2 separate regions of the Homo sapiens genome follow, and region 1 is linked to region 2. A link is a contact called in ENCODE Hi-C data. All regions are on one chromosome and are shown on one strand. Each heading gives the region's core, a stretch centred on a gene start or an enhancer-like site at or near the end of the contact. The rest is flanking DNA. Distances are from core to core; before and after follow the strand shown.

Region 1 (2,700 bases), core at 84-2,583, 1.1 Mb before region 2:
ATGGAATATATTGTTTAAATGCACCCTTCATTTTTTTCTCCATTTCTAAAAATTCACTTTTGAGCATCGTCCAAATGTAAAAATTCTCACACATGAGGAACTGTTTCCGAAGGTTGTGAGAAAGTCAAGATAACAGTTTCTATTATTAAAAGTTTTGCATTCGGTATGACACATTTGCCTGTATTGAAACACCCATTTAACATTGACTTCTGAGAACTTATTTGCTTTGCCTCTCTCGATTCCATATGCTTTGTCTACAAATTGTGAACACGTCCCGGTTTCTACCCGTGTGTGATTCTAAGTCGTTGCTGTACTCTAGCTTGTACGTGAAAATTCACCCATATGCAGATAGCTGCCCTCTTGGAGGCAAAACTTAAAGCTATCAGAACCATCTGGATTGTTAAACCCCAAAACTTCCAACTCATCAAAGTCCTGAAGCCTGAATAGATCACACATTGTTACTTCTAATTGGTTTTGATGTTTGTTATGCTCCTCACAAGTGCAGATAACTTCACATTTGCATCACTAATCGACCTCTTTCAAAGCCTCTGCTCCTCCTGCTTCCTGCCTCTGTTAGTCATCAGGAGACTTAGTGTTGGCGTGGGTATTTTCCCCGCTTGTGAAAGTGCATTGTCAATTCTAGAGCATTAAATATATGTGAGGTATTGTTATTAATCTACAAGGCAGTACACACAGTATTCCAGCAACAGTGACTTTTTCAAAGGTTTTATGAGACATTGTAAGAAAGACAGTATCTTTCCATGGAAAAAAGTGTTGCCTCAGAGTCAAACAGGAAGCATGGGTCCTAGTTCCTATTGAACTGCTTAGCTACTCTTAATTTAGCTCTGAATGCTAGATTTTGTGTATACTATACACATTATTTAATCCTCAAACTCCTAGGAATTCATTTTGATGATAACCATTTACAGAAGAGATGTTGGGTAACTTGCTCAGGATACCACATCTAGTAAGTAGCAGAGTCACAACTCGGACCCAGAACTCTCTGATTCCAAAACCTCTACTTGCTGCTCTTGTAATGGATGGGCCCAAATGCTGCTGGGAAAGGCACCAGGGAAGAAAGAGCTTTCTGAGTCAAGCAGAAAACGATAGCAGTGGAGAGGAGTTTGTTTCAGACGACCTTCAAGGTTATGGCTCATTCTAGATCCAATCATTCTAGCAAATAAGTAGGTTACACTTGTCCACAATTACAAATTGGAAAAGAAGAGAAGGAAAGGAACTGAGAGGAATGACAAAGCAAAAAGCTTTCAATCAGTTCTTTTCAGCATTCTGCTTCTGCCTAGTTCTGCACTCGCCCCACCCCCTCAGGCTTCAGCCTTCCACTTGGCATCCCTCCTCGCAGAGCACTCTCACTTGCATACTCCTCGCTTAAAGAAAAAAAGCATTCTGTACTGCAGTGGGGAAAAAAAACCCTTAAAATGTCTTCAAAAGGATTCAGCTCTAGGGTAATGTAAAATATGTGAAATCAGGAGGTGTCCATAATAAAATATGAGTGAAAACATCGTTATTTAAAACATTGTATGTACATTAATGCCACATTAATACCAATTCAGGCATGAAATGTTGAGCATTTCTTGGAATACGGTTTCTTGGAATATGGTTGGGGATTTGAGAGGCGCAAAGGTACCCGCAAGATGGCTTTGGTGTAGTTATAAATATAAATAGAAGTAAAATAACAGTTGCATCTTCATTTATAATGAATCTATATTGTGGCCTCAAAGCTACAGAGAAAAGTGGATGCCAAAATCTGTCTTTCATTAACATATGTCTTAAATGACAAGGAAGAGGTGTTGAAGATAAAATTACTTTTTCCTATGAGTATGAATCAGCAACATGCAGTAACAAGCAAGTAATAATAGTTCTGCGTGTGAGTGCCTACAGAGGGTAAGAAAAATAGCATCAGATTGAAAAAGCAAGTGCACCTGCAGAAGGGACCCAGGAGGCTGCAGAGCACAGCTCCCTTGAGCATCATCTCAAAGTGTCTCAGAGCACAGTGACCCTAATTCTGGCAAGTCAGGTTGGCATGAGATGGATGGAGCACACTGAAATCTCCAGATGGTCAGACAGCCCACCCTCAGCTGCCCCTGGAGCTCGGCAAAGGCAAGCTACAAGGCACTGCTACTTGGCCAAGAGTTTAAAACAACAGCTTCTGATTCTACAGTGTCTGTGGTTTCACAACCACTTAACCTTAAGTAAGGAACAGCTAGAGTTAGCTGAATGAATAAATACACGTTAACGTTACATAAAGAGGGAAAAAAAGCAATACTTGAGCACATAGACTTCAAATAGTGTCCAGCTAGCTGTGTCCTTGGCATCCCAGTGATCTGGGTCTTTATCTTTGATTTTCTCCAGCAGGTAGGCACTGAGTAGATCCAGGGCCCAGGGCGGGAAATGCTTCTGTATCAGATGTTACCTATCAAATAAAATGAGCCTTTGATTGCCTCCTAAAGCTCCAGCATCGTCTTTCCTAGTTGGGCTGATGAGGTTTGGTCCAGAAAAATGGAATTTTGTTATGCTTATAAAAATTATTTGGCCAAATATTTTCAATCCATTGCTCCTAGTTCATTGCAGAAAACGCAGAAATTAATTTTTTCCTCAGTTAACCTTTATATATCAAGTGTTGGTTGTTTCAAAAAACACTGGAGGACAGTCACCCTTTGGGCTTTTAAGGCTTTTCCGCTG
Region 2 (2,700 bases), core at 201-2,700:
AGAGAGTGAGAGCTCAAGAGAGAGAAAAAGGAGACTGAACCTATCCTTTTACTAGGAGCCGTCTCCCACAATAACAGCATTAATCCATTCATAAGGGCAGAGCCCTCATGACCTAGTCACCTCTTAAAGGTCCCATTTCTTCTCACAATGGCAATTAAATTTCAACATGATCTTTGGAGGGGACATTCAAACCATAACCATGGTAAAGACGTAAGAGTAGGAACTGGCTTCTTCACAAACCACCTATCTGGATGCTGCTAGATAGGGCCTGTTCAAGTATAGCTCAAATGTCTTCTCTTCTAGGAGGCCTTTCCTAATTTTCCCACTAGAACTGACCTTTATGGTTCCACTGATTATGTACTCTTTTCCTTTCTTTAAATTTTATTTTATTTTAAGTTCCAGGTTACATGTGCAGGACGTGCAGGTTTGTTACACAGATAAACATGTGCTATGGTGGGTTGGCTGCACCTATTAAGCCCCCCATGCATTAGCTATTTATCCTGATGCTCCAGGGGAGACACTCAGGACTGGCATTTGACAGAGCTTGGTAGAGGAATCCAATGATCTCTAGGTTGATCTCTAAGTTCCATCTCTAATGTTCTATGGATTTTAAACCTTGAATATACAAAATTACTGAGAGGAAGAAAAGAATCATGGCATAATGGAATTTATCTACTATTGTTTACATTGTCATGTTACCAAATTAACAAATCTGTCATGATATTGCAGTCACTAAGGAACAATACATACCCACAGCTCTTACAAATGATTAACTAAATGATCAGATTTTTCATTTCCCCACCAAAGCATGAGGAAATTTATCTTAGCTTTAGCTGCCTGAAACCTCTCTTGGGTGAAAAACATTAAAAACATCTGCAAATTACTGATGACTAATGCCCTTCAATTTGGCCTCAAGCTGAGAAATTCTGTGCAGAAATAAAGTGGTTTATAATCCCACAGGTCCATTCTATTATAAACTGCAGGTGGCAAATCAAGTGACTATGAACTATGCTGTGTGTATGTGTGTGTGTGTGTGTGTGTGTGTGTGGTGTGTGTCTGTGTAAAAAGCAATACTCAAGAGGGTGTTTATCCTACTCCTTCAAGAGAAATTTAACCACCCAGACAAAAGGCAAATGCTAACTGAGAGGACCCAGGAATCTGGGTGATGTCAGACAGAGGCCCAAAGCCAGAGTGGCTGTCATCCCCCTCCACTGCCCACCAGCCAGGGCAGCTGCATCTGCCCTTTGCAGAAAAACAATCTAAAGCAAGCACAGAAGAAAGCTGGAAGGAAAATAACTGCAACTCACATCGATGACCTATTTTCTGAATCCGGCTTATGAGAGATTGGATTCTCATTCCTCCAAAAACCAGCAGAACACTTCAGGCCCAGAAAATGGTGTCTTTGATGACTAGAATGTATGACACATCATTACCAAAGGACTTTCGATCTAGGTTCCAAGAGGTGTTAGCCTCAGATGACTATTGTGGGAGGAGCTGATAAATCCACCAAATCCTTGGTGACTTTGCTTCACTATTAGGCAAGATTAAGATGATGCTAATTGGTAGTGAGCCTGATCTATTTAGTGTCTCCTACCAGGACACAGAGCAGAATCAAAACCATTCTCACAGATCCTGTTTGCATGTCATTTAACAGTTCCAATGTGATATTCCCCCAACCTTTTAAAGTTCCTTCATTCCAGATTAAATTCCTTCATTCCAAATGCTGCACAATCAAAACTAATCATCTTTTTGTGAGCAAAGGGCATAATCAAAGCATGTAGTCAGGGTCACTTTTCTGAACTGCAGATAAACCCAGGGGAAACACCATGAGTTTCTGATCTGAATTACCAAGCAATGAAACAGTGACTATTCAACAGTGACTATTCATTCAGTAGCATGCCCTGGGCTATATACAGAACAGTAGGTTAAGAGGAGGCAGGGGGTGGGGGGGTGGTGCTGGGCATGGTGGATCACGCCTGTAATCCCAGTACTTTGGGAGGCCAAGGCTCGTGGATCACCTGAGGTCAGGAGTTCGAGACCAGCCTGGCCAACATGGGGAAACCCCATCTCTACTAAAAATACAAAAATTAGCAGGGTATGGTGGTGTGCGCCTGTAATCCCAGCTACCAGGGATGCTGAGGCAGGAGAATTGTTTGAACCTGGGAAACGGAGGTTGCAGTGAGTAGAGATTCTGCCACTGCACTCCAGGCTGGGCAACAAAGTAAGACTCCATCTCAAAAAAAAAAAAAAAAAAAAAAAAGGGAGAGAGGGGAAGTGAGAAACAGGAGGGTAGGGTCCCCAGAAAGCTTCTTTTCTGGCCAGCTAACATGACACATAGGCCCATGTGAAATAGTTGAAGACTGTGCAATAACACTGGATAAGCTATATCCATCAATTCTGAGGAGGAGTCAGTTCAACCCAGGACCAAGACTTGAGTGGGAATGCTTCCTGGAGCAGATAAATCTAGGTACAGTTTTGAATGAAGAAGTGAAAAGGATTAGTGTAGATGAGGCAGGAGAGAAACCCAGAGCCAAGAAACAGCACACAGAGAATGCAAATATGAAGAAGGTGATTTAAAGGACAGCGATCTTACTCCCGCTAGTCAATAATGGCCTTTGTGTTTCCATTTACTGTCATAAGAATCTTAAGAATGGGGATAATGTGTTCTATCTTCCTATATTTCCTACAGTATTTGCACAT

The links. A loop is a pair of places that touch in the nucleus more often than their neighbours do. Pooled maps may share reads with other maps.
Region 1: a loop to region 2 is called in a pooled map, with 4 times the contacts of the local background. The contact joins the enhancer-like site here to the promoter of MYO3B in region 2. A Hi-C loop is called at or near these places in 2 of 37 single-sample maps with no recorded cell type and 2 of 50 pooled maps.

What each region holds. Positions count from the first base shown.
Region 1 is chr2:171,317,169-171,319,868 of GRCh38, reverse strand. It overlaps METTL8 (methyltransferase 8, tRNA N3-cytidine), which reads left to right. Exons shown (of 10, transcript NM_001321154.2): 10 at 1-2,700. Among named protein-coding and RNA genes, the nearest start is that of METTL8, 120 kb to the left of the region's middle. RefSeq lists enhancers at 1-719, 1,198-1,297, 2,025-2,084 and a silencer at 1,307-1,509. Within about 2 kb of position 1,333, at least 7 of the 41 ENCODE cell types and tissues checked have a DNase peak (open chromatin) inside an H3K27ac peak, as active enhancers do.
Region 2 is chr2:170,176,897-170,179,596 of GRCh38, reverse strand. It overlaps MYO3B (myosin IIIB), which reads right to left and starts at 1,450. Exons shown (of 35, transcript NM_138995.5): 1 at 1,308-1,450. The coding sequence starts at 1,309.